Linked DNA regions of Homo sapiens: region 1 is linked to region 2. Evidence: chromatin loops called from intact Hi-C (ENCODE). Cell type or tissue: ovary. All regions are shown on one strand. Links, peaks and the distances in the headings refer to the core of each region. The heading gives the core; the rest is flanking DNA.

Region 1 (9,657 bases), core at 665-8,664, 80 kb after region 2:
CATTCACAACCTTTTATTTACCAGAGTGTGGACAGGGCACCTCCTCCATGTCAGGGGCACTCACACTCCCTGCATTCTCTTTGAGAGGTCTGACTGCCAGGCTGGCCGGGGAAGATGTGCATTGGTACATTCGAGGCATCAGAAGATAGAACACTTGTGACCTTACATCCTTTAGGTAAAGACACTTCCCCTACACTTTCCAATAATAAACCAACTTTCACGTTGTGTAATGTAGATTTGCAGGTGACTCTGTAAACAGTCATTTTTCCATTGCAAATTTAGGATACTTTACCAGCAATTTGCTTATTTTCAATAAATGGTAAAATAAAAGTAAGGGACACTCAACTGGAGTGAAACATGAGATGCATAACTTGAAATCTTTTGCTACTTACTACCAAATGTTTGTCCCCCTTCTCCACTAGATTGCATGCATACACACTGATATTAGAAAAAAAAAGTCTTATATTTTGGGACCACAGTGTTTTTTTGTTGTTGTTGCTCTGTTTTGTTTTGTTTGAGATGGAGTTTCACTCTTGTTGCCCAGGCTGGAGTGCAATGGCACGATCTTGGCTCACTGCAACCTCTGCCTCCCAGGTTCAAGCGATTCTCCTGCCTCATCCTCCCGAGTAGCTGGGATTACAGGCATGCGCCACCACACCCGGCTAATTTTTTGTATATTTAGTAGAGACGGGGTTTCTCCATGTTGGTCAGGCTGGTCTCAAACTCCCGACCTCAGGTGATCCACCAGCCTCAGCCTCCCAAAGTGCTGGGATTACAGGTGGGAGCCACCTTGCCTGGCCAGGACTACAGTGTTTTTGATGATAACAGCACACTGAGCCCTGGGGTGGAATGTCTTAGCAGATAACGGTGAACAAGATGAGTTCACTATGCCCATAAATGTCTTTGCAGAAGGGCCCACATGATGCAATGTAGGGCCAACAGTGAGGTTATATGAATCTCCTAGCCACTCTCTCCAAACCTGCAGACCGAATAAATATTGCTCCAAGTTGCCTGGAACTGGGAACTTGCCTAGGGACAGAACTGCAGCCTGGTCTTAGAGCAAATAATGCTCAAAGCCAGAAGTCACTTTACAGGTCGCAGAGGCCAACTTCCTTGATGTACATTCTAAGGCTCGAATGTTCAATGTTTAGTACTCTGGAGTGGGAGAGCAAGGACAAGAACGGAAACAGAATTCTGACACCCAGCTATCCCACTGTCTTTCATGGAAGCCGTAGTTCCTGCAAAAGATATCTTAAGATGTATCAATATTAAATTTATAGAAGTTGATAACTGTATTCTGGTAATGTATAAAAATGCCCCTATTCTTAGGAAATAAACCCTGAAATATTTAAGGGTAAAAGACCATGACATATGTAACTTACTTCAAATGGCTCAGAAAAGAAATTTGATGATAAATCATAGATAGATAGATAGATAGATAGATAGATAGATAGATAGATAGATGGAATAGCAAATGATAAAGCAGATGGGTAAAATGTCAGGTAAATCTGGGTAGAGGATTTCAATTGTGTTTATACATTTTATTTTTAAGCAAGCTGTCTGTAAGTTTCAAATTATTTCCAAATAAACAGTTTTTAAAATTTGCCACACAGACAAAAGCTATTTTAGGATGATAAAAGAGGCAAACTCCTCAGGCCTCTGCCTTGAGTTGGCCGTGTTTAGGATGGAAAGACTTCTAGCACCCTACTAGAGGCTGTAGAATTTGGAAAGCAAAGACTTCTCAGCTCATCTGGTGAGATGGATTTACTGGGTAATTTAAAAAAATTATATGGGTGTGTTCATTTCTCTTGTTCATTCATCTTAGTGGCCAGGTATACTTCCTGCAGTTTAAAGTTGAATGAGTCAGCTATAATTTGGGGTAAAATTATCGGTTTATCACAGTGTGCAAAGGTGCCCAATGAATACTGAGTTTAAGGAAACAGACATGTATCTTTAGGACAGTGACAGAACAAATTGAACATTTGCAAGTACTCAACATTTTGTGAAACATTTTCATACGTATTTTGTCATTTGATTTTACCCCAAGATTTGAAGTGCAGGAATTCATCCCATTGTGCAGTTGAGGAAACTGAGGCTCAGAAAGGCTAGTTCTTAATTACAGAGCTGTAAGTAGTGGGGCTGAGACTTGAGTCTTACTATTAGAAATTCTGTGCTCTTGTCACTAGGCTATGCTACCCTGTCTGCAGCTAGAGCAGTACACCCTCCAGCAGACATTTACTATGTGCATTCTAAGTGTCAGATATTGTACATGGCTCTGAAATCTGTGTTCCTGCTGCTCCTATGTGCTTAGTAAAATGGTGCTAATAAACTGCAAAACACTTTACTTTTTGGCCATTTAAAAAATTTCATTAGAGAAATACATACAAATGCCTGTTTTGTTTTGCTATTTTTGCCTTCATTTTCGTGTGCATGTAGAGACCCATTTTAGCTTTTATCATAAATGTGGTACCAATATACCTCACAAAGATAATCATAACACCTCCTGGGAGGTACTTGGGAGTTTACCTAATCCAAATTTTTCATCTTTAGAGATAAGAAAATTAACACCAAAAGCTTCAAGAAAATTGTCTAAAGGCACACAGCTAGTTAGACGCTGAGCCAGGACTGGAAATCAAATGTCTGATTACAGGTTTAGTTTATTCCTCCTGGAAAAGAAATAGTTTTTAGCAAAGTGTAGTTGGTTTTATATTAATACTTTTTTTTCCTTGACATCTTTTAAAAAGGGATAGGCTAAAAAGGGATGCTTTTATGTTGAATATACGTGTGTGTGTGTGTTTGTCTGTGTGTCTGTGCGTATGTGTGTGTATTCCTGATGTAAACATACAAGAAGATTAACAATTAAGCATATTCATCCAGAAGAAGAGGGAAGAACTCAGATCAGCTCTGTTCTGTGTTATATTTGTCTCTCCTAATCAAAACCATATGAGAAGCTAGAAAAGAACCCAGAGCCCAGTATGACTGCCAAAGATGAAGAAGAGACAACAGAGAAAGAAAAATGAGGGAAGAGTGAAGCAGAGACCCCATATTATTTCCAACATTTTAGCACACGCTCGCACTTCCATTCTTTATCAGATAAGAATGTTTTGCACACATTGGGCCAATTTACGCTGCACAGGAAAGCCTGTAGCTGTGCTCTCGGCCCACCACTTCCTGTGGGAGTCAGCAAAACAGGCTCAGCCCTTCCATTCCTTTGACCAAAATGCTTCCAAGTCCTAGCTAGGAAGGGCCCCATTGCTTATCTGGCCATTTGATGGAAGGAGTCCACAGTCAACTCTTGGCAGTCATTAGGAAAATAGTGTCCATTTCTCAGGTATCTTTTCCCACTCTGTGTGTGTGTGCGTGTGTGTGTGTGTGTGAATAAGAAAGCTTAACCTTTTTTGGGCTCACTGCACTCCAGTGCCTCACTATTCATGCAAGTTAATTCTTTACAGTTGTAATGATCTCTTCCCTTGTCCCACGACAATGTAGGTCTTCAGGTGCAGGGAAAGGTCTTCTACCCACCGGAACCAACTTTCACCCCACCTCTTCACTGCTACCAGAGTCCCTCTTCAGAGGGGCTCTACTTCGCATTCTGGGATGCAGAGACTCACAGTGTTTCTTTCCAATACATCATCCTAGGAGAGGAAAAAATCATTGGGAGGCTGCCCATTGAGATCCACTCTTTGGAGTCTCATTCCGAAACCAGCTTCTCCTGAGGCCAAGTGGCAAAGACAGATAAATAATATGGTGTCATTTAATTTACTCTAAAATAGTATTTAAAAAGGTTTAGTTTATGATCATCTCCAGATGTTTTCGCAGGAGTCCTTACTTCTCCTGCATCCCTCTCACACTGGTCATCCCTATTCTACTGGTTCTATATCTCATAGTTTGTTTCCTAGGTGCCACCGTCACCAAACAACTGCTAAGGATTTCTGTCACCCGTCTTCCTCTTGGTGTCTCTGCGGGTCTGAGATGGGAATGGGGAGAAGGAGCAGCTGGCTCCCCTGATTTAAAATCCCTGTCCCTGGAGCTGCCATTCTGCTGGGGCTTTTCTTGAAGGATTTTCTCTGAGGGCTCTTGTCCCTCACCCCAACCCAAATAGACTCTTGTGAAAAACAGAGCTCTAGTTGGAAGGCTCTTTTGGCAGACTGAGTGCCCTCAGAGTCTTTTGGTCTCCTTGCAATAAGGGAGCTCTCCCCAGAGCTGATTCTAGGCCAATTCTAAGAGTACAGGAAGAAAAATGGAAATTTTTCATTCAGGGATTGAGCCCCAGGAGGTGAAAGAGTGCTCCTGTCATCTGCATAGTTAGTATAGGAGAAGAAAAGCACCATTTTCTCACCAAAGCTAGGTTTGTGGCTGAGGCCTCTATAACAAAAGGCTGATAACGAGAGAAAAGCATACAAATGTATTTAGTATAAGTTTTATGTGGCACGAAAGCCTTCATAAGGAAATAGAGACACAAAGAAATAGTAAACTTGTGTATTTTTATGCTAAGTTTGATGAAGAGTAGACAGTTGTGGAAGAATATGCTTGGATCTAATAACTGGGGGGAACTTAGCAAGACTCGTTTGTTTAGATTCTTCTCTGTGACCCTGTATCTTCAGAGATAAGGCTATGCCTTTTCTCTGGGTATAGGGAGGGCACCTCATGAATGAGGGTCTCATGCCCTGCATCCGGGGAAGGTCAGAAAATGCTTTTTAGGTTTTATGACCTGCTGCAGGTGAGAAAGGTGGGGGGAAGATCAGAGTGACCTTCCTGCTTCTGCAGTTTTCTAAAATTCTTTCAGCTTAAAATATTCTGGGGTAGTGTGTCCTGAACCCCATCAACAGTGGGAAACACAGGACCAAAAAGACTCAGATCTGAAATTCAACCCACTGTTCTTTCCAGCATCCCAGTTCTGGCAGCACCGAGCGGCAGGGAACACAAATGGGAGAGCTGGGCTGGGCGAGCTTCCTGTTCGGAGGACTTGGTCCTTTGGTTTTTGATTATATTTCTTACTGAGTAGAAAGAATTATTTATTTTCATTAGGAAATCTGGAGGAGTAAAAGGCCTAGAAAGCATCGGTGGGGATTGTATAATTTATAACAAACTCCATGGGGGGCAGGGCACAGGAAAAGAGAATGACTGATGCGATCAAAAATTCCAGAAATGAAAGCAACCTAAAGATCTTCATAAATATCAGAAATCAAAGATCCTAAAGATATTCTTGCCCAGTATTTTCAACATTTTAAAACTGATTTTCTCACACAACACTTTTTCAATGAAGCTTCTATGCATCTCTACAACCCGAGATAATTTTCAGTAATTTCACTTCTTATAGTTTGGGACATAAAAATATGCACCCTTATAGATTCTTCTGTGTCCCTAGAGGTACAAGGTACTTTTCTTCTCCACATCCGTGGAAATCTCTGTAGCACAATCCCTGTAGCAGATGAAGAAAAATGCCTACAGATGGCCTGCCTCAAATCCTATAGCTGGTTAGCTGGCTGCCCAAGATAAGAACACATGTTTCCTGTCTTCCAGTCAAGAGCTTTATCGTCTATAATATTCTGTGTCCCTACAGTTCAAGTGTATCAAGAATGTGAGATGTACTTAAGAGTTTTCAATTCTTCAAATTCTTTAGAGTGCTCAAAATATTTCCTTGGAAAGAATTATTCGAAGCATCTTCTGGAAAACAAGCACATAGTATATCCATCATCCAAATGGTTCATTAGTCAGAGAGAGAAGCATTGATATTAGAAGCAGAGGATAGAGCCTCAGCCAAAACTTCAATCTGCCTCTGAACACAGGAGAGGGAAGTCAATGAGGATGAGAGTCACAGAAAAGAAGACACAGTGGCCATTTGAATTTGGCATGATAAAAACTGATGAACATATAGCCCAAAGCAGTATAAGGCACGATTCCTAGGTTTAAAATTTTAAGAATAAAATAACCCAGACAAGTGAAATGATAATTATTAAATGCTTATAAGTACCCCCAGGAATCTTCAGAAATTTAAACCACACTCTATAATTAATACATATGGGATTTTTTTTCTTTTAAGACAAGAAAAGTACAATTGTACTGAGAACACACAAAGGAAAATAGGAGAGTTCACCTTGAAAGATATAAAATGCATGTCCCTCTGAGAGTGAGAAAGAAGGTGGGCTCTGACCAGAGGAATCCTGAGAACTACAAGTGACAAGAAAGGACAGCAGTCCCTGGAAGGAATGTGAAGGTGTAAGGATTAGAGGGACTTCCAAGGCTTTTGTAAAAGGAATAGAGAGAAAAGAAACAGGAGGTCCATTAGTAAGAAGAAAGATGGATTTAATGATGAAAATAACATTATTGAGATAATTAACCGCATCAATAAATTTCTCTATTAAAAAGAAGAAAGAAAATATATCCCCAGAATCCCCTGGAATCTTTTCTTTTTGGGGGGGTTGGAGGGAGCAGAATCTGAACCTTTTTACAATTGGACACAAGTAAACAAGCAAATTTTACAATAAAATGAGTTCCAAAGCAAGCAAAATTTATCTATGGTATTAGAAGTTGAGGGAAGGTTAGCTTGGGGAGGAAGGACCGGGACTTCTGGGACACTGGCAATGTTGTTTCCACACCCTTGTGGGGTTATGAGAGGGGTGGTACTTGATGAAGATACGTTGGGCTGGATACTGTGACCCATATGCTTTCTTAGATGTGCTACACATTAGTAAAAAGTAAAAATCAAAACAAAATACAATGAAAGTTTAAAAAATGGTAAATATGGAAACTATCATGATATATAAACCAGAATCAAACGTGGGGTATTAAGAATAAGTAATAATATGGTGAGTGGCTCACATATGTAATCCCAGTGCTCTGGGGGGCTGAGGTGGGAGGATCACTTGAGCCCAGAAGTTTGAGGCTGCAGTGAGCTATGATTGTGCCACTGCACTCCAGCCTGGGTGACAGAGCAACACTCTGTTTTTCTCTCTCTAAAAAGAATAGAATAATGGAATTATAAAGCAGCACAAAGATATTTTAAAAATTGCTAGATTAAAAAAAATTGCTAGAAAGCTGAAGATCAAAAACAAAGCAATAAATCAGGGTACAACCATATCCTACCTTGTCAATTAATATATTCTTGTACAAATTATATATATATATTTTTCCAGTGGATATTTCTCATGGATAGGAATTTATATCCTAATTGAAAGTAAATCATCATATTATAATTTTTCTTTTTTACAACCCAAGTTTTCAAAGATATAATTTGTTTAAATTGAAATGTTTCCAAATATGTAGAAAGGAATAAAATAATATAGCCATATGTGACTTATAAGAAAAGACTATTCAATCAGCCAAAAATAATTTGATTGCTAATTGTGTGGCCAATTCAATACTATTTATCATTGAGCATATAAAAGAAGCAAAGGGTTTTTTTTTCTATTAAGAACAACTAATCTAACTGAGAAGGGAAGACTAACAAATATAAATAGCACACGAAACTACGTTGTTCAATTTTATGTCTATATAAGTGACAGTAGGAGTGAAATAGTATGACCTTATGGTGTCTTAGAGTATGATTTTGATTCTCTCTTCCCCTAAACATATTTTGAAATGTTGAAAAATTATTGTATTGACTGAAATTTGTATAGATTATAAACCAAGGGTCCTCTATTTTATAGAAATCATTGGATGGAGATCAAAATTAGATGTCACCTTCTTAAACAGATTCATTAAATTTTCAAAGAAGTAATGTACAACCATTAAATTTGCATTTGGCTCAAAAACACAACATTTTGTGAAAACCCTAGAAAGTTTAAAAACGGGAGAGGGGAGGAAATAGGGGGAATCTCTCAAGTTGAACGTCAGTATCACTGGGAGTCAATTACAAACACCATGAGTGGGAGGGAATTGGTCAGGACCAAGTGCCAAAAGCAATGTTGGGGTTAGAGTGTAAAGCAAATTACGTTAGAGATGGGAACATGACTTAGCAAGCAATGGTAAAAAAAATAACCAGAATCTGTGTCTCTGTCTAGCCAGTAACAAAACCTCCCACACTGAACGTGAAAAGAAATAGTGCAGAAGGATGAGCAATAGGTCATCTAAACATCCACATTTCAGCCTTGTTTCTAACCCACATTGGTGAGTGAATTAGAGGTTTTCCCTCAGTCCAGTTGACTTCCGGCTGACTGTGTTAGGTTGAATAATGGCCCCACAAAAATATCTACATTGTAGGCCTCAAAACCTGTGCATACGATCCTATAAGGCAAAAGAGACTTTGCAGATGTAATTAAGTTAAGGCTTTTGAGATGGAAAGGTTCAGGGGGCCCAGTGTAATCACAGTGGTCCTTGTAAGAGTGGGGCAAGAAGGTCAAAGGAGGAAGTAGGAGATGTGGCAATCACAGAACTTAGAGTGATCTGGGGAACAGATCAGGGACCAGGGAAAGTACACTGCCTCCAGAAGCTAGAAAAGGTAAAGGAATAGACTCTCTCCTAGATCCTCCAGAAGGAACCAGCTCTGAGAACAACTTGACTTCAGCCCAGTGAATCTGATTTTAGGCTTCTGACCTTCTGAACTGAGAGGGAATACCTCTGTGTTGTTTTAAGCTGCTAAGTTTGTGGTAATTTGTTACAGCAGCATTAGGAAACTAATACATTGAGTAAGATGATCAATTGAATTAGGCTTAGTTTTCCCTAGGATATTTCTCATGCGGGGTATTTAATTAGTACAATGCTTTGGCAGAGTGACAGGTAGTTAGTTCACAGCTAAGCAATGGCTTCTTTCAGAGGATTTCTTAGGTAATTTTTCTTAAATTTTTTCTGCTTAATTTGTGGCTTTAGAGTCTCTACACTTGGAGTTTAATTAAATCCAGGATGGAGCCTTTGGTATTATCAGCTTCTTGGATTGTTACAAAAACCCATTCACTGGTTAGGTTTCCTGAAATTCTTGTCTATCAGTATTCATGGCCTGACTCCAGAATGCATGGGGACTGATACTCAAACTCCAGGAAAAAAAGAAATTGATCACATGGCTTAAGAAAATTCCTACATTTGGAAAATTGTAGATTAAAATATCAACACTTAAGGATCTTAGGGTATTTCCATGGGGATCCTTTGACTCAAATGTCTTTTTTGGTATGTGATTTGTTCCCCTCCTCACCGCAGCAACAAAAATGTTAAAAGAATACTTAAAAAAAAAAGAGTTTATCTATTAACATGTTTTCCCCCTCTTGAGGACAGAAACCATGAATTATTTTGGTTCCACAGACAGTAATTGACTGCCTACTTGATAGTAGGTGACTGAGACTTATTTTTCAAGGAAGGAAAGGAAAGAAGGACAAAGAGTGATGGGAAGAAGAAAGCTCTTTTTTATATCTCCTTTGACACTGAGTGAATGGGGGAGCTGGGATGAATTTCATCAGTCAATATCTACAAGATTTTAAAATTCACTTATACAAAGTGTTGTGTTTACCTGCCTAGAAGCTTACTTCTGAGCCTAGATTGAAGGATAAAAATTAATGCTTTGGGTATTGAGAAATGGTGACAGAAAATGGCAGTGTTGTTGAAGAAAGTTTCAAATAATATTTGAAATACATATTTTAGCTATCTTAAATCTAAATAACTGGTTCCATGTTTTTGTGACTTTCTTTATAAAACTCGACTAACTATAGGCAGAGCCTTAGGGAAGAG
Region 2 (9,657 bases), core at 852-8,851:
AGTAAGCACAACACCAGGGCTGTTCACTGTCACACACAGTCTGAATGACTGTCCATTACTATCTGGGGCAATGCTCACATCCTTCTTACCACACCATATGCCTCTGGCCCTTCTGAATGACTATCCATTACGATCTGAGGCAATTCCATCTCTCAGTGACGTTAGAGAATTCTCCCCATGTCACCCCGATGCCCACGTCCTTCTTACCACACCATATGCCTCTGGCCCTTATGAATGACTGTCCATTTACTATCTGAGGCATTACTATCTCCCGATGACGTTAGGGAATTCTCCCCCTGTCACTTTAATGCCCACATTCTTCTTACCACACCATATCCCTCTGGCCCAAGTTACAGAGCCTAACAAAGTTCTAAGGTTAGCAGTTTCTGGCTCCCAACTGGAAGCCCTCTGAGTCCTCTATCACCTGCACTTTGATTTCCTGTCTTACACAGCACGCCTCTGCTGCCCCAAGGCTACCACTGAGGAAGGGAATGTATGTCTCTTGTTCCCAGAGAAGTTGCAGACAACATCCTCTAGGGAGCACCCATGGCCTCTCCAGTCCTGGCTGGTGCCAGGAGAAGAGTGGACAGCATTTTCCTTCCACCACACTTAGGTGTGTGTCTCCCGTGCTACTCCCACCTCCCACCTCCCCCCCCAACACCAAACCCCAGTAGCAGATGACTTTGGGGCTTGTCAAGTCATTGAGTAAGAGCACTCAAAATTGGATTGGACATGCCATTTTTGTTGAAATGGAAATGCTGATTTTGTGAAATGAAGCTTGACTGGCAAAGAACGTTTTCACAATAGCTATGAAGCCTCAGGAGGCATGTATTCATATCCTTCCAATAATCTTCAAGTGCTGGACATAACCTGGTAATGTTTGTAGGGCAGAACTCATTATGCCATCGTGAGGCGCCGCTCTAAACCAGTCTGAGTCCGATGAGTCTGGTGGACTGCCAGAGAAGCCTCCTGCCCACCACCCTGCAGTGAATTTGCTTGAGTGCAGTGAGTGAAAGTGGAAAGAATTATGTCACAACAATTCAGGGGTAGAGGGAAGTGCCTGTATCCTGACTTCTGTGTTCACACTTGGGAGAGAGGCAGTTCCCCATTTCAGCAATGACACCACAAGGCTGTGTGGTGGCCTCAGCCTTTGAGTACTGCAGAGAACGTGGCCCCAGTGTGCCAGCTGAACTCATCAGGACAGAGGCAGGAAAGATGATGTGTCAGTCAGCTGCAGCTGTTATAACAGAAATACCATAGACTGGGTAGCTTAAATGGCAGATTTTGTTTCTCACCGTTCTGGACTCTGGGAAGCCCAAGATCAAGGTGCCAGCCAATTTGGTTCCTGGTGAGGGCTCTCTTCTTTGGTATGTCCTCACAAGGCAGTGAGAAAGAGAGAGAGAGAATGAGAGAGAGAGAGAGAGGAAGCAAACTAGCAAGCTCTCTTATGTCTCTTATAAGGGCACTAATCCCATCATGAGGGCTCCACTCCCATAATGTAATGTATTCCCAAAGGTCCCACCTCCAAATATATACATTTGCATATAAAAATATCACATTGGGAATTAAGGTTTCAATATATGAATTTGGGGGGGCACAAAGGTTCAGTACGCAGCAGGTGGAGTGGCATTGGAGGGCTCCTGCAGGGCCTGGCCGAGGCAGTGATGAGTGGTACTGGTGACAGCAGTGGCCCTAGAGGCACAGTGGGAAACTGCACACCAGTGGGTACCAGAGGTGGAGGTGGAGAGCTTCATGCGGTTTTAGGGAACTGACGCCTGGACATAGATGGTCCTAATGGAGGCTCAGATGGGAGAGGAAATATAACTGCGGGGAGTCACACAGGGGAGCCAAAAGGAATGTCAGTGAGAATGAGAGAACCCCAGGGATTCCCATTTATAATTAAAGGAGATGGGGAGGTTCCTACAACCACACAGGGGTTAACATAAAGCAGCAAAATCAAGATGATATTAATATTAATATGACACCACTGTGAATCTCTGAAAAACATGGTTTATAGCTGTAAGAAAGAAATGTTGACCTAATTTATCTCCACCATCATTTAACTGGGAGAAATAAGAAATTATTCCTGTTACTTGTATGAGTCTGTGTTTGTGGCAGAAAGGGTCCAGGTGACCTCCTGGGGATCTGATTCCAATCTGAGTGAGTATTTGAGTTTGAGCCATTCAGACACGTGTGAAACTTATCCTTTTGGATTTCCTGATGCTTTCCCATTGGCAAACACTAGCTCAAGTCACCAAAAATATCATACAACAATTGCACATTTCCCATCCCCTTGCTGTTTGCTTTCTGTGCCTCCTAGGACTTTGCTGAGCAGCCACGCTGCACAACTGCCTGTTCCAGCCCCACATCTGGGCATCTTGTGGAACCTCTGTTTGTCGTAGGGGTCTCTCCTCTGCTGCTTTGTGGGGAGGCTCAGCTTATATCATGTGACTCTTGAACCCTGGGCTTTTCCAACAGATTCTTGTGACAATTTTTAGCTCCAATTGTCACCATTGCTTTAAACCTGCTCATCAAGGCCTGCAGCATCCTGGGTGATGCATCTCCTTTCTTAGGGTTTCTTTGTTGTTGTTGTTTGTGCTAACTTTTCACCCAGGCTCTAATATCTGTGTAGAACCACTTGAAAAAAAGAAAATTAAATTTTGTTTTCTCAAGAGACATGCCTGCCTCTCCTGGGGCTGCCAAAACACGCTGATTGTTCTTGGGTAAAACTCCTCCACTGCACAAAGTAAGTGGGACTCAAGCTGTAAATACACCCCATTCACCACCAGATCCCATTTTAACTTTGCAAAAAGCTTGCTTAATTCAGACAGGTACATTTATTTGTGTGCCCGGTCCCATAGTAGATTCAAAGTATCAGACATGTTCCCCAATGTCAGAGACTTTGCAATCTGGCTCATCTAAGAAAACATGGGGGTTAAAAAGAACTAACAACAGTGTTAGAAAAACCGATGCTCAATACTTTCTATCTCTTACTGACAAGTCTTTAACACCTTAAATGTAGTAGTCACTGCAAAAGTCTCTCCTTTTTTGTTCTTCTGTCTCTTGGCTTTCTTACCCTGAATCTAGATCTAACATTAACATGCCACTGCATAATCTAGAGCTTATGCACTGTATGACCTTTAGCAAGTTACTTAATTTTGTCATGTCAGTTTTTCATATGTAAGATGGAAGGAATGGATGTTTTCTTATAAATTCGAAAATCAATGTGAGGAACTTAGCCTCTTTTAATTTTTTTTTTTTTTTGAGATGGAGTTTTGCTCTTGTTGCCCAGGCTGGAGTGCAATGGAGTGATCTCAGCTCACTGCAACCTCTGCCTCCCAGGTTCAAGTGATTCTCCCACCTCAGCATTCCAAGTAGCTGGGATTACAGGTGCCCGCCACCATGCCCAGCTAATTTTCATGTTTTTAGTAGAGATGGGGTTTCACCATGTTGGTCAGGCTGGTCTCAAACTCCTGACCTCAAGTGATCCACCCTCCTCGGCCTCCCAAAATGCTGGATTATAGGCGTGAGCCACCGTACCCAGTGCCTCATTCTTGATAAATAACATTTATTGACTTGGCAAACAGCCAATAAGTATTAGCTATTGTTAGTGTATTAGAAATATTGTGAATTGCCATCCTCATCATTTTATTTGTCCATAGATGAGATAATGTCAATAGTTCCCATTCCACAGTTCATGGCAGTGTGCATGGTACTTTATACAAGCTGGAGCAGCTGCTCAGATGGTAGAACTCATTGGCTTGGGTGGCTTTCTTTTTTCTTAGCTGATGATTGATTGATTCGGAATCATGAGGGAAGAGGAGGGTAAACGATTCCATGCCACAAAGTCTTGGGGACCTGACCATAGTTTTAGTAATGGAGTCAAGTGGCCACTCTTCATCACAGGTATGTTCTGTCGTCCTTTAAACATGAGGTTGTCACTGCTGGAAGAATTTCCTTTTAGCAACTGTACTATTAAATCTTAAATTATATGTGTGCGGCTCTTTGACGTTTTCATTGTACTTTTGCATATATTTGCTTATCCTGTTTTACAGGTGATGAAATTGTGGCTTAAAGAAGTAACTGCACTCTTCCCCCTTCAAAAAAATGGGGCTGAAGTAGAATGCAGATATTTTAAACTCTATATTAAAAACTATCCTCTATGACATTGTGGCCTTCTCTTTAATATCAGGTCCCATTGGACATTACTCCCTTAACAGCTATTTCTTTTCTTTTCACCTTACATATTTTCTCTTTCTTTTGGGCAGAGTTCCCTCATTTTGTATTGATGTTGATTATGGAAGACTTAGCAGTAATTTAAGAATCAATTACTTATATTATCTTTTTTTGGTTTTGGGATGACAGAAAAAAATGTATTCCTTAAAGAACAAGGCTTTAGTGTGAAAATATAATATACACTGAAAAGGGGCTTGTTCCTTTTCAGATTGACGTGAGCACATATCTGGAGTTGATTGTTCCGTTCTGACACCCCCTCAGACTAGGCATTTGGCACTCATTTCTATAATGCCCACTATTACACATATATTTTAAAGTTATTGTTGATGATAAGAATATAAATATCGACTAATAAAAATTTTCTGGAGAAATACATATGCATGTGTGTAGATGTATATTTATACCTGTGTATACATATATTCATGCATTTATTTTAAAACATACATTTGCATGCAAAAAATACAAATGACTCCAATAGAATGATATGATTCTAAACCGAAGCTTTTTTATTTTTACTGTTTTAGGCAAATGTTTACTTTTTACTGCACTTCTATGGCTGCTTTCTTTTGTGTTTCAGACTGTGACTGCCATGGTTTTCTGCTCAGCATAAAATTTCTATCTGTGTAAAATTATTCTGATTGCTACCTGCAAGGCTCTGTGATTTCAGATGGTGTGAATTCGTGATGCCATTCAGATAATGTTCAAAAATGCAAATATTCACAGTAGGAATGTCCACAAAAGTCATTTTCCCACATTATACTGAAGAAAAAAAAAGAAACAGAAGTATGATAATAGTAAATCGGTATAAGAAGCAAAACACCATGAGGGTGGCAGCTGAAAGTTAAGCTGCGTAAGATAGTGTTCTCTGAGAGTTCCTACAAATTAGGAGTATAACCTTGAATGCTTCAGAGCCTGATTTTCATGTAAAATCAAACTGACAAAGGACTTTCTGCTAGATTTTCAGATTCTACTCAGAACATTTTTAGAACATGCACCCTAATGTTTATGATTAGAGTGTCTACCTCTTGACGCTCTTTGAGCCAGGCTATTTTTAAGCATCTGCACAGATTTTTTGCTTCCTTGAGCTTCAAGACTTCTGATTTCTGCATGTGAAAGTCAAGCTTCCAGCTGTTTAAATCATAGGCAGGGGGCAGAGTTGGTCCAATTACTAGAGGAGACTGAACGATTTGGAGCTGGTGGAGTTAAAAATATAAAGAATGGATGAAGACAGGATTGATTGGGAACACTGGACTCTTGGTATCTGTCTCCATAATACTAACACCTGAGCAGATGAGTGCCCTGGAGTTGAGGTGACCCATTTAGGGATTGTGAAAGTATTTCCTAAAGAACTCAGTCTACCCTCTTTTTGTTGTTCTTCCATTAATAAAATAGAGCAGGGTTTCTCAGCTATGATACTATAGATATTTGGGGCCAAAACATTCTCTGCAGCAGGGCCTGCCCTGTGCATTGGAGGGTGTTTCACATCCCTGGCCTCTACCCACTTGACGTCAGTAGAAATGCCCTCCCACCCCCCGGAGTTGTGAAAATCAAAAATATCTCCAGACATGGCCAAATATCCACTGGTGTAGGGGTGGAGGGCAAGATCACTCTTGGCAGAGAACCACTGAAAGAAAATGTTAGATACGCTTATTCACTAAGACAAATTTTTCTAAATTACTTCTTCCAACCACTGTTTTTCCTCTTATCTTTAAAAGGGAAGTGATAAAGTTTTACAATTATATGTTCCCTAATATTTATCACACATTTTAAAACTGTTGAATTGTTTTTATATAACAATAGTGCCCACATTATAAAGATAATTCATTTAAAAGAACTGTTTGCAAATTATTGCAGTATTCTTGTGCCATTATTTTTCTCTTGACCTTCCTTCCTCTTTGACCCCCAAATTATCTAGAACCTACATAAAAAGTAAAAAGAATGGAAGTGCCTATTGCCTCTATAGGGTCAAAAATGTGATACTGCATTTTGGTGAGTTTGCTAGATATAAAAGAAAGTAGAGAAAGCAATATGAGAATTTATGATGCTAGACTAAATTCTAACTCAGAAAAAGGAGGCTGGTGATATAGTAATATTAGACATTTTAGAAGAAGGTGGCCAAGTCCTCTTTATATTTGTTTTGGAGAAGAAGGCATTATAGAACAGTCTGTTCTCATGCTGCTAATAAAGACATACCTGAGATTAGGTAATTTATAAAGGAAAGAGGTTTAATTGACTCAACAGTTCCACATGGCTGGGGAGGCCTTGCAATCATGATGGAAGGCAGATGAGGAACAAAGGCATGTCTGACATGGTAGCAGGCAAGAGAGCTTGTGCAGGGGAACTCCCATTTATAAAACCATCAGATCTCATGAGACATATTCACAACCATGAGAACAGTGTGGGGGAAACTGTCCCCATGATTCAATTATCTTCACCTGGCCTCACCTTTGACATGTGGGGATTATTACAATTCAAGGTAAGATTTGGGTGGGGACACAGCCAAACCATATCAATAACTTAGATATATACCCTGGACTTTGGACTACTTAAGCAGTCATCTACAATTTTAGAGATAGATGTAGTTATACAGCGTGGCCCCCATAAGAAATGCGGGTTTGGAGAGAGTTCCCTCTCTCCAGGTATTCAAGTACATCTACATCATCGTGAGATGACTCCCAGTGAGGAATAAGAGAGGAGGCATCCAAAGAATGAGCGTGAAATTGCGAAGAATGGGAACCCAAGAGCTCTGATTTTAAATTCCTCTTTAACAGACAACATAATCCTTAACCTTTTGTGCTGTTTATATGATTCATCGAAAACACTGTATTTAAGCTCTTGATATAATACAGATTGTGCCCAGGTTTTGGGGGATTAGATAGATGTTATTGAATCTGTTTTCAGAAATCTTCAAAAGGAGTACTCCAGCCTAAGTCATTTCAGTTTTTGCCCCCACACTTTTTTTCCCTCCACTGCTAAAAAATCCAAACAACAAATTTCATTACTTGCTATTATTACATCAACAAAAAAGCGCATTTTAAACACAAAGTTTGACATTTAAAAACTAAAATAAAAAAAGAAGAGCTTTTACAATGTTGATGAACTCATCTTAGAGTGCATGATTTATGAATACATAAATATTCATGCAGACTTTTACAGTGATAGCTACTGGAAGAATGAGAACTTAAAAAAAAAAAAAGCCAATCTAGACAGATTCCTTTTCATTCCACCTGCCTCTTTCTTTGTTGGTGGTAGCAGGAGTTTTTAAGAGAGCTGCTGGGGTTGGCATCCCATTCATCCCAGCCTCCTTTCTAAGCCCCTGTAGCTGATGAAGACAGTGTGATTGGTCTTCTGCCTTAGCTCTACTCATTCATTGAATCACTTCTGGTAGTAAACTGTGGCAGGCCTTCCACTTCAACCCCACCAGCCAGTTCCATCACTTTGTCTGAAAGGCCTTTATTGTAACTGAAGCCCAGGAGGAGATGGTGGGCACAGACCACAGAGAGGGACAGCAGCTCATTCAGGCAGCCGGTTGTGGTCAATGGGTAGATGGTGAAGGATGAACTCCAAGAAGACCTCAGGGGCTAGGCTGCTCTGCGAAGTCAGCTGCCTGTGTATTCCTGAAACAAGCACCTCCCCGGGAGCAGCCTCCTTGCCATCCACCATGGTGCCTGCGCTCGCCGCCTTCAAGGACAGGTCATTCCAGTTTTACATTGCGGTTTGGGCCCCAAAGTTAATAGTAACAGTGAATGTCCTTTGGCTGTTATCCTCCATGCATATATTTCCCTAGGGCCAGGAGAAAAACGAGTGTCTAGGTTTGGGTGTTCTTGGTCCTCTGCAGTGATCCCTTTTAAATTTCACCTATTATTTTTCCTTTCAACACTGTTGCCTTTGTCTTGTTGAATCTTTGTTGCTTAGGTAGCAGCAAAGACTTCCTAAAGCTTGTAGACAGGCCAATCACAACTGCGAAGCCTTTAGAAATGTTAGATTTTGAAGCATGTTTGAAAAGAGACAACTTTTAGTCTTCTACTTGGGCAAAATCTGCTTAAGAAAATTTCACGAGCTCAATGTGTCATTTTAAGTGAGCCTATTCATTTCATCCCATCAACATCCTCACTTTCTTCACTTAAGTCTCTCAGAAATTCTAAGTCTAGAGTACGTGTTTTATAGAATCATGTTCACAATTTATTTCTGGATAGAATCTGACTCTCGGTGATACATTTCAAAGGAGAGGTTTTAATTTCCTTGCATACTTTGGTTTTAGCAGAGAAAATTGCTTGCACCATATTCATCCCCAACAAAACAGAAAGTGGAGATATAAGGTGGTGATAGAAAATATAACCAGAAAAGATGCTTATTGTAACTTTATTTTAGTAACGTTCTTTTAAAAAGTAACTTTATGATCTGCTTTACAGAACATGAGTTATGTAAAATGCGAGTTGTATAAAAGTATGAAACGATGCTTTGAAGTTTCAGGGGTTTCTCCCTCAAATTATAAAAAAAAAAAAAAAAAAAGTACATGTGCTTTCCTTAAGGGTCTTTATTTTAAAAGCTAAAGGTTTTGAAATATGTTATCTATTTCTAACCTTCAGAATTCCAAGGTCTGTTTGTAACTGCTGTCCTATGTGGGCTGAGGATACGAAGGCTGAAAACAGAACAAAGCGTGCTTGAAAAGGCTGATTTGAGTACTACAAAGTTCATGACTCTTTTTGAGACACTCACAGTCTTGCATGCCAGGGGCCAGAAGGTGAACGCAAGAAAAGTCAACAGACTTTAATTTTTTAACCAAGTAAGTTTCTCATCAGGATGTGCTACGTCATTTTTCTAGAACAGTGTAAAGTAAACATTCAAGGCCTCTTGTGCAAAAATTATAAAGAATTTCAGGACAATAACACCAGATCATTAAACCAAGTGAGCGGCTCTTATGTGTAATGTTTTTCAAGACAGACATTTTTTCCTTCTTACCTAATTCATCTTTTGCTTCAGCCGGGTACTTTGTAACTCAGTGAATGTCTTTGGTTGTTCAGAACAGGCCAGGGAGATCGATTTCGTGGTTCATTATTTAGCAACAAGACAACATGACTTTTGAATAATACCATAAACTGGCAAGACAATTTTTAACTCAAATAGTGTTTTATTAAATGTACATATCATCAATTGTAAGAAATATCATTGCTTCATGTGCCATTAGGAAAGAAAATATGCCAATTAAATATAATGCATCATCCATCGTAAGGTGAAATGCAAATTCAGAGACGTTAAAATGTGAAAAATGTTAAAGATCTTAGAATTGATGTTGTTGTGGATTTCAATCAAGAGGTCTTACAATACTGTGAGCTAACTACCACGATCTCCTTCCCACACAATTTTATAGAGGCTATTCTGTTAATAGAAATGAGGCAGAGAGGGTTAAAGAAATGCGCT

Evidence for each region. A loop is a pair of places that touch in the nucleus more often than their neighbours do. Peaks named below come from ENCODE experiments on the same cell type or tissue, not always from the same donor. Only the 100,000 strongest peaks of a DNase experiment are listed, where the experiment ranks them.
Region 1: a loop joins it to region 2, with 4 times the contacts of the local background. A loop is called at or near these places in 3 of 110 quality-filtered maps.

Annotation. Positions count from the first base shown.
Region 1 is chr13:39,889,863-39,899,519 of GRCh38, forward strand. No RefSeq gene overlaps it. Among named protein-coding and RNA genes, the nearest start is that of MIR4305, 230 kb to the left of the region's middle. RefSeq lists an enhancer at 3,010-3,304. In ovary, for the core only: no CTCF peak of the experiment used is centred there; a DNase peak (open chromatin) is centred at 4,943; H3K27ac peaks cover 2,867 bases.
Region 2 is chr13:39,810,152-39,819,808 of GRCh38, forward strand. It overlaps the pseudogene CDKN2AIPNLP3. Among named protein-coding and RNA genes, the nearest start is that of MIR4305, 150 kb to the left of the region's middle. In ovary, for the core only: a CTCF peak has its summit at 5,364; a DNase peak (open chromatin) is centred at 7,801; H3K27ac peaks cover 3,999 bases.